2 separate regions of the Homo sapiens genome follow, and region 1 is linked to region 2. The links are chromatin contacts, found by Hi-C or POLR2A ChIA-PET in ENCODE. All regions are on one chromosome and are shown on one strand. Each heading gives the region's core, a stretch centred on a gene start or an enhancer-like site at or near the end of the contact. The rest is flanking DNA. Distances are from core to core; before and after follow the strand shown.

Region 1 (4,431 bases), core at 667-3,166, 35 kb before region 2:
AGGCCAAGCTTGCAGCACTGCTTCTTGGCACTGTGCTGTTCTGTGAGATAAGAGGCAATTCTTGCAATTCTCACTTTAGTGTCTGTAATGTTGGTGGAGGGTGAATGAGTATTGCATCTCAGCTGCTGCTCGCAGGTAGTGGCAGGACCAAACCACCCAGGGCTCTGGGTGTTTGCTGTTGGCAGAAGCTTCTCCTGGTCTGCCTGATGCTCCAAGTAGGCAGGCCATTAGGGAGCCCCCCAAGGTGATGGCTGTTATTTTCAGCTGAGGGATCCGAGCAGAACCCCCAAAGAAAGAGTTATTTCAAACTGGGCCTTTGTTCCTTCCTCTTCCAGTGATTGCAATTCTGGGCCCCAGCTGGAGGTCTAGATTGCAAGATCAGGAAGGAGCTGGGCCAATTTTCTGGTTGCTTCTTTGCACTAAGCTCTTGTGTTTTCACAGCAGCCACAGGCCCTACATCCTTCCTGGAGACCCCAGGGTGGAACACAAGCAAATTCATCTCTTTTCACTTCCCCACCCCCTTGCATGGTGACTCTTGATTTGCTATGCTCAGAGCCTGTCATTGCTGGGTAGGGGCTTGCATATGGCCCCCATTTGAAATGAATGGTTTTTGAGGGGCTCCTGGAAATGTGTTGCAGGTGAGCTCCTGGACACTTGGCTTGCCTGCTGCTTCAGCTCTGTTTGCTTTGACTAATTGTGTTTTCTCTGCCAATTTGTCTGAGTAAAGTTTTTCTATCCCACTTTGTCCGACGTCTACATGGTACATCTGGTACCCATTTGGCTGAGATGGGGGCAGGAGCAGGGTGGTTAATTGAATGCTTGGCACAGGGCTGCAAGAAGAAAACTGAGAAGAAAGGCAAGAACTGGGAGAAGAGCTTAGAGAATGCTCTAATGCTTGGAGCCTTTGCAAAGTCCTGAAACTCTACAATCTCTTTTCCTCCACTTGGTTTCTGTTTAGAAACAGAGCCTTAAAAAGGGCAAGAGAAGGACTTTGATGAGATTCTGAAACTAGATTGCAACTACTGTTTTAGTATAAACCCCGCAGTGCCCCATCTTTCTCCCACAGGGCCCATGGCTTCTCGGTAGGTGGCTAGGGTATCACTAAGCCCTGTTTGTGGAAGGGGAGAAAGAAAGAGCTGGGAAAGATCACCTGTCTATGTCTATTTTTGTACGCATCTAATTTGGAGCCTCTCGTTCTGCAGTGGGAATTTTGGCTCCAGATCTTGGTCTGGTTCCCAGGATACTGAGTAGAAGTAAAAGTGAAGCAGCACCACTTGGAATCCCTGCTTCTGGCAAGGGTCCAGGGCCAGCCCAGGCACTGCATGGGCTCTCTCTGCCTGTCTACCTGTCGTTCTGTCTCTTTCTCTGCTTCTGATTTTGAAAGACCAAAAAGAGCATGGATCCTAGAGTCACAAAGTGTAGGTTTCAGATCTCAGCTCCTGCTAGATGTGTCATCTGGCAAGTGCCTATTCACTTTGGAGCCTCAGTTTCCCCTTATAAAATGTGACAATTCACACATTGTTCCAAGGAGTAAATGACATGATTCAAAACGCAAGTCAGCTCTGCACCTCTCTAAGGACTCTCTACTCAACCCTGAAAGGAAAGTAGTGTCATCACTGTCAGCATCCCTGTTTTATGGAGGAGGAAACTGAGGCACAAAGATGTTAAGTGACCTGTCCATGGTCTCACAACCAGTAAGTGGCAGAAGTGGCCAGAGTCCAGGCAGGGAGTCTGGCCCAGAGCCGGCGCAGGGAAGCCTGCTCTGCTGCCTTTGTAAAGCTTGGGTGCTCCCAGCGCTGGGCCTGGACAGAGGAGGCACCCACTCAACAGCAGCCCTGACTCTTACCACCCCAGGGATGCCGAAGCTGCAGCCTATTCCAGCCGCCGTCTGGAAGAACAATGGCCCTGGGGGCCAGCAAGCCTTAGAGAACAAGAGCGACTCAAGGAGAGAAGGCCGCGGCAGGCGCTGAGGCTCTCACAAAAGTAAGGGCAGCAGGGGCAACCCAAGGAGGTGGGGAAGGGCACGCGGGAAACGAGGTCGGCGCCCAGGCCTGCCTAGGCCGGCCTCCCTCCCTCCGCAGGTCCTGGGGCTCCTCCGGGTGGCGCTCTTGAAATCCATCGTCACCTTCCAAGCGGCCCTCGCGCGACTGCAGCCAGCCCCGGCGGCTCCTTGCCTGCCTGCGTGCCCTTGCGGCGGCTGCTGTCTACCCTAAACAGCTCCAGATTTAGGGCTCCTCCATCTGATTGCTCTTCCCCAGCCGCCTGGTGCTTTCAAGTGGGCCCGACACGCTCCCGGGACTTGGCCACGGTCCCTGCATCTCCTGATGAGAGCCCGCGCTTCTAATTCGGGTCCGCCCCGCACTCTTCCCGCGCCCTGCCCGCGCTGTCATTACGGCGCTGTCGCTGCTCCCACAGAAAGCAGGCGGCCGCAGCTCTCGCTGGCCCGGGGCCAGACCCAGGCCCGCTACGCCGCCTCGCGGACTGGATCCACCCCTTGCAGACAGGCACCCTGCTTGGGTGTTGTTCCTGAAGGTGCATAGGGAGGCTCCTGGGAAGACAGGGAGACTTTAAGAAGGAGAAAGGTGCGTTTACAGGATGGATTTGAAAGAATCACACTTTACTGGTCTGCCCAAGACACCTCACACCCAAAAGAAGCAAAGAGGTGTTCTGGAGGAAGGACAGAGGGAGAGGCTGCAGGTGCCCTGTGGCTGGCCATGTCATGATCTGACTCCTTGGCAGTGTCTTGGTACACGATTCCTTATGTATTTTGCATGCAAATCTAGTCAGGTTGGGCCTTGAAAGGAGCCCTGCCTGGTAGGCTTCACCCCCTTGGGCAGTCTGGGTGTGACTCTGGCTCAACAAGTTAGTTCTCTGCTCTGAACTTATTTTCCTCTTATGAAAATGAGGATAACGGTGGCGCTCTCGTGTGGAAATGACAAGTCACCCAAACTACCTGGCACATAGTAGGTCCTCAAGAAATGATAGGCCCTTCTTTGTTAAGGTCTCTGGCCCCCATACTACTCCTATGCATAACTTTTGGTCCATCTGTCTCTCTTACCTTCTCCCCAAGGCCAGCACCGAAGTGGTCCTCACACTGTGCTAGACTCCATTGACTTGAGGAGTTGGATTGCTGCTAGCTAGCCAGTGAGGGCAGAGAGGTCTATGTCTGAACCTCGGGATATCTACAGGAGTGACTTTCAGTGTTCTCTTGCCTCATAACTATGGCAGACCCACAATTCAACAACCATGGCATGGGAAGGGTATGTAAGGGATCAGACCTCTTGGGGATAAGGGTCTCTGTCACTGCACAAAACAAGCAACTTACACTAACTAAATGCTGACCGAGGATGAGGGAAATGGAGAATGGGTGGTAGAAATAAGTGGTGTATACCAAGTATGGTCTTGAGATCAGCTGAGGCAGGGGAATCAGAACTTGTGTCACTCATACTCTTACACTAAGTCCTGGTAAAGGCTGCAGCCTTGAAAAAGACTCAGATTAGGTTTAGAGGGTCCATGACAGATATGCGAGGTACAAGGGATATCTCCTGTGCCCCATTTCAAATCCTCCCAGTGTCACTCCCTACTCTTCTGACCATTACAGTGGCCACTTCTGCACAGGTGTCAAAACAGCTTTGCTCTGCAGCAGTGTGGCAATGTCTGCCCCAGGACCCCTCTGAAGCTGCTGTGTAGAATGTCTGTAGAATCCACTGGGCACTCACCCATGGACAGCCTGGAGATGTGAGGAAGTTAGTGTCGAGAACCACCTTTGACCAATGGAAGGCAGGATCCTATGGATAAATGCTGAACCATTTTACTCCCCAAGCAGATAAATAAAAGCTGCATCCTATCAGGATCTTTAGAAGGTCCCATGGAATTGACCATCTGTTGTCCTAGGAGCAGCCCACTCACTTATGCATCTTTGCCTTTCCCCTGTTTCACTCCTCGGATCCTGTCTCTGGATCCCTTTGATCACTTTTTATAAAAACTACCTTCAGGTAAGTCTTTGTTTCAGGCATGGCTTTTAGGGGAATCCATGCCAAGCTAGCCATTTATAAAGCTTAAGGACAAAAGGGAAGATGCGAAGAAAATATTTTCACAAAGTGGGCACATTAAAGAAGTGTCATAAAACTGCCAGGTGTGCTGAGTGCCTATTTTGGGTGTGCAGTAATGTGATGAAGATAAACTTATTAGCATCTTTGTGTTTTCTGCCAGAACTTTGAGCACCTCAGGTGTAGTCATAAGATACGTGGATATGGACTTAATCTTTAATGTGCATTTACCAGATGAGTTTGACAGAAAGAGAAAGGTTAGAAAAACAGCAGAATGCACAAAGCAGTAATTATAATGGTGAACAAAGGAATTAAGCAGAACAAGAAGGTAAGTGAGGATAAAAAGAAGAACATATATAATGTATTTTTTGTATATTTATAA
Region 2 (4,438 bases), core at 80-2,579:
TGCCCGGTGAGGCTCCCGGGCATTGCTAGTATGGGCAAGGAGGTAGTGGAACTAGCTGGGGTGTGCTGGGGTGTGCAGAACCACATGAGGTGGTTCTGCAGGTGTCACTGTACCAGGGCCTGGAGGAGCATCTCCCTACAGAGCAGAGGGAGCACAAAGGAGACCCCTGCCTACAAAACTACTCTTTTAAAACCTGAGCCAACCATTATAAATGGAACATTTCACTTACAAACACAGATTTCCTGCTTCTCTTGAAAGGTCAGCCGACCTGAAGACATTGGATGTGCATCCTCTCATGAAGTTGCTGTCCATTTGCTTCAGTTCCCACTTGCCTGCTCCAGTCCCTTCTGATACCTGCTGGAGCTCATAGTGGACTTCAGGGAAGAAAAAAGCGGCCTCCTGGGTGGGAGGTGCCCTCTGCTGCCCCACCCCAACCCCTTTAGAAACAGAACTGGGAACAGAGCACACCGTTAAAAAGAGACCGGGGACTGTTGGGCAGCATGGTTTTCCACACACTCCCCTCTCCCTCTGAAGAAGCAGATGACAGCAGCGAAGATGCACTGAGCTGCTGAGAAGAGTGGATCTGGACGCCACAGCGTTTCCTATTACACACGAGCTCCACGAGAACAATGTAGGCCTGAAGCTTTCCTGAATGGCGGAGCTTGTCCAGGTTTGCCTTCCCAAGTGGAGCAGCAGCACAGCTGGGACTCTGCGGGGTTGGTCCTTAGGCTTTAATTGGAGCAAGGCATTCAGCCCTCCCTGCCTCTTCAGTGAGCACTGCCAGTTTTCAAGGACCCCTGGGACACCTCTTCAGGAGGGAGACAGGAGGAGAGGCACTTCTGTTGCCTGAATCCCCATGGCTTCTGACATTGGCTTTTTTTTTTTTTTTTTTTGCGCTGGAAATATTTTGCATCTGGACGCATCCTGTGCTGCTCTCAGCTAGCTCTTTACAATTCTGCGGCTGTCATGTCTTTTCTGGCTAGGGTGGCTGCGGCTGCTCTGAGGCCTTCTGATAGTTCTTGTTTACCTCCAGGAGGTATTCATTCTTTTAAGACAGGATTATGTAGCACACTCAGCTCTGTGCAAGCTGTTACATTCTTTTCCTGAGGCTAGGCAGCGTCTCCTCCAATTCCCAGGCCTCAGAATGCAAAGAGCCTCCTGAGCCTCCTTCTAGGTTGCACTCTGTCCCCAGAAGGCCCCTACCTCAGGGGGTAACCGAGTATCTGTTTCCACTCTTTTAGAAGCTGGCTTTATGAGGAAGAAAGGCCAGGAAGGGTGAGGTCAAGTGTCCTTGCAAGAGTCAGGGAGAAAATGCTGCCAATTTCTGAAAAGCTAAACACCAATTTGGGAGTCATGCCATAGAACCTGCCTGCAGTTAATGTTCCAGGCAGGCAAAAGCAGCTCATGGCTGTCTGGGAGCATAGGGTTCTGCTTCTCAGAAAGGAAGAATGGAGGAGGTTTATCTTCCTGGAGCACAAGTTAGTAACTATTTTTGGATCATGATTCTCCCAAGATATAAGAAAGCTACGGGCCTTATAAGGTCCCAGTAGAGACCAACAGGGGACTAATAAGGTTCCCAAGAGGGATTCTCATTGGTACAGACACAATACACATGAGGCAGACACATCCCAAATAATTTCAGGAAGTTCTTGGACCCATTCACACCTGATCAAAGCTCAGGTGGGGGTCTGGAGCCCAGGAAAAATTTCTAGTTTTTGTTGGTGGGTGGCACAAAGCCCCAAAGGGCAACTCTTCCCTCCTCAAGCCAAGCAGAGGAGGCCATTTTCTGGGTAATTTAGGTAGAACCTCCTCTCCCTCCCTCAGTATTTCTTTACACTTGGAATTCAAACCAAAAGTATGTTGCTTGCCAGGTAAGTGGCACCTTCTCTGCTGGCCCTAGACTCCTAGGAACCACAGCCATAGGTTTATGCACAGCTCCTGCTGGAGAGGGCTCTGCAATGCTGTGAGGACATGCTCTAATCAACTGAGATTTATGAACTAGAAAATAAATCCTGCAGCACTGACTCTGTGTTTGGCCTATGATAATAAGGGTCCCTTATGGCCTTGAAGCTGATGTCTTTGCACTGATTTATCATGCAGACTGTGGGGAGCCATAGGCCCCCTCTGCTAGCAGAGAAAGGAAGCCTTCTTGGCTACATTTTGAGTACATTTCTCTCCCAGTGGCAGGACAAGCTTCATGGACCCAGACCAAATCCCTTGGCAGTGTTGCTGGTGGTGGCCTTGGCTTGGGGCTGTCTATCAGCTCCAGCACCTGGCCAGAGGCCTGGGGCCAGGCCAGCGATGGGAGGACACTGGATGGGCAACATGAGGTGGTTCTGCAGGCTTCACTGTACCTGGAGAGTTACGGCCCAAAGCCTCAGGGCCAGCCAGAAGGGGGAAAAGGGGTTCCAGTCACACTAAGTTGGGACCCAGATTTGGCCATAGGCAAAGCTGCAGAGCCTGAATTCATTTGTTCTTAACTCTTCCGGCTTCTTTCTCAGCCACCTCTGTGACCACCTGCTTAAATGTATATTCCTCCCGAGGACTGCCCAGCTGCTTTTTGGAAGAGCCCCCACTTTGCTCAGCTCCCACAGCACCCCATACCTCCCTCAAAACATGCACGTTAGTAAAGTTCTTGCTTCAGAATTGAAAGGTGCTTCCACATTTGAGCTTCAAAATGGACCTGTGAAGTAGACAGACTTAGTCCCTGCCTACCTTTTCCCCCAAACTCACCCCTGATTTTACAGATAAGGGATTCAAGATGGTGAGAAGGCAGGGAGTTGGTGTTCATTACACAAAGGTGTGACTTCTGCACAGCCTTTCTTTTGGAGTGAAAAGGGCCTGGATTCAAATTGAGGCCTTGCCCCTGGCTTGCAAGGTTGCCTCTTTAAAGTTTTTTGGACTATTCTAAGTGTTTTCTTTTTTTAATCTATAAAATAGGGATAATATAATACATTGGGACTAATATGAAGATTAAATTAGAAAACATAGCAGGCGTTCAATCATGGGGGTCATACTGGCTGTATCTTCCACAGCCCACACACCGTGTTGTTTTATTTTTTGTTGGTCATATGCCACTCATATGCCATATCTTTCCAGGGCCATTTACCATTAATGATAACCCAATGTGAGCATTTCCCAGGGTCCACACTGAAAGGCCCCAGACTCATTTATTTTGTTTCTATGCTACTTTAAGTAGCATGAACACAAAGGCACTTTCCATTCTCATTGATGTGGCAAATCACTTTGTGCATATTGCCAGAATCTCCTTGATTACTCTCAGGTATGGGTTGGTGGAATATGTTAATATCAAGGCAGACAGAGCAGAGCTAAACATTTCATATTTTCACAATATACATTTTTTTCTTTTAACCCAGAACTCTCTATTAAAGCCTCGTATGACCTCCTGTCCTTTGAGTTTGCAGTTGTCAATTCTACCTCCCATACTCCCACTGTCACAGGTTGGTCAGTCCTCTGATCACACACTTGGCACTCCGTATCACCTACAGAATCAAGTCTCAATCCTTAGTTTGTCTTCTCAACTGTACAAACATTCTGCTTAAGTGGCCAAACACAATCTATGATGCCCACCAAAGGATGCTCTTTCCTCCTGCTGTTCACTCCATCCGCTATGCCTTCTTCACCAGCATCCCCACTGCCCTGCCTTCCCAGATAGAATTTCCTTTCCAAAGTCCTCTCTCATCCATAGCTCAAAGCAACCTCCCTCCCTCAGAAGCCCCTAGCACTTAATTGTGTCTTTCGTATACTATTTAATCACTTTCTACTTTGGAGAGTATTCATTTATTCTAATCTACCTGGTTTAGCACCTCTCTCATGGAAATCTCCTTGAAGGCAAATTCCCTGCCTTATTTATCTTTGTAGCCTCATGATACCAAGCACAATACCCTTCACATGTTTTCAGATGAATTAGTGAATTAAATAGATAGATTAAAAATGTTTAAGTACGGAATAAAATGGTGGAACTAGTTTGAATGATTGAAACGTGTGAATATACTTGAAGCAATGTAGTCATATTACTTTTAAGTATATGTCTTCAACTAGGCTGATCTAGTCTTGCTTTAGCCATATCTTTAGGGAACCTGTTTTAATGAATAATTAATTTATTATTAATATTATATACATAATTTATACGTACTTTGTGCTTCTAAAATACTTCCCAGCTCTTTGGAATGTCTTTTCCCCCCAAAGTATTTTCATATTTCTATTGAAAATAGAAATCTGGTTTACACTATTAATTTTTTGTTCCATAGATTGTGCGTAGATATTTCAGCCCAACTCCTGTCTGAATGACCAAAATACATTTGGCAAAACACCAGTCCTGAGAGAAGCTCCATGAGAACAATGTATTTTGTGATCAAATACTTTTAGGAAATAGTGTGTCCTGTTCCTTCCTCTTGGAGATTGCCATGTACTAGTT

What was found. Hi-C counts contacts between places; a loop is a spot of excess contacts on that map. ChIA-PET counts read pairs that join two places held with the same protein, here RNA polymerase II (POLR2A). Pooled maps may share reads with other maps.
Region 1: a map of prostate gland shows a loop between it and region 2 (4-fold over the local background). The contact joins two enhancer-like sites. A Hi-C loop is called at or near these places in 3 of 168 maps with a recorded cell type or tissue (dorsolateral prefrontal cortex, prostate gland and psoas muscle) and 2 of 50 pooled maps. POLR2A ChIA-PET finds 5 or more read pairs at or near these places in 2 of 52 experiments (AG04450 and MCF 10A).

The regions. Positions count from the first base shown.
Region 1 is chr5:116,359,414-116,363,844 of GRCh38, forward strand. No RefSeq gene overlaps it. Among named protein-coding and RNA genes, the nearest start is that of SEMA6A-AS1, 86 kb to the right of the region's middle. RefSeq lists enhancers at 51-200, 1,295-2,091. Within about 2 kb of position 1,917, at least 8 of the 41 ENCODE cell types and tissues checked have a DNase peak (open chromatin) inside an H3K27ac peak, as active enhancers do; they include psoas muscle, where a contact is called at or near this core.
Region 2 is chr5:116,394,647-116,399,084 of GRCh38, forward strand. No RefSeq gene overlaps it. Among named protein-coding and RNA genes, the nearest start is that of SEMA6A-AS1, 51 kb to the right of the region's middle. Within about 2 kb of position 1,330, at least 5 of the 41 ENCODE cell types and tissues checked have a DNase peak (open chromatin) inside an H3K27ac peak, as active enhancers do; they include psoas muscle, where a contact is called at or near this core.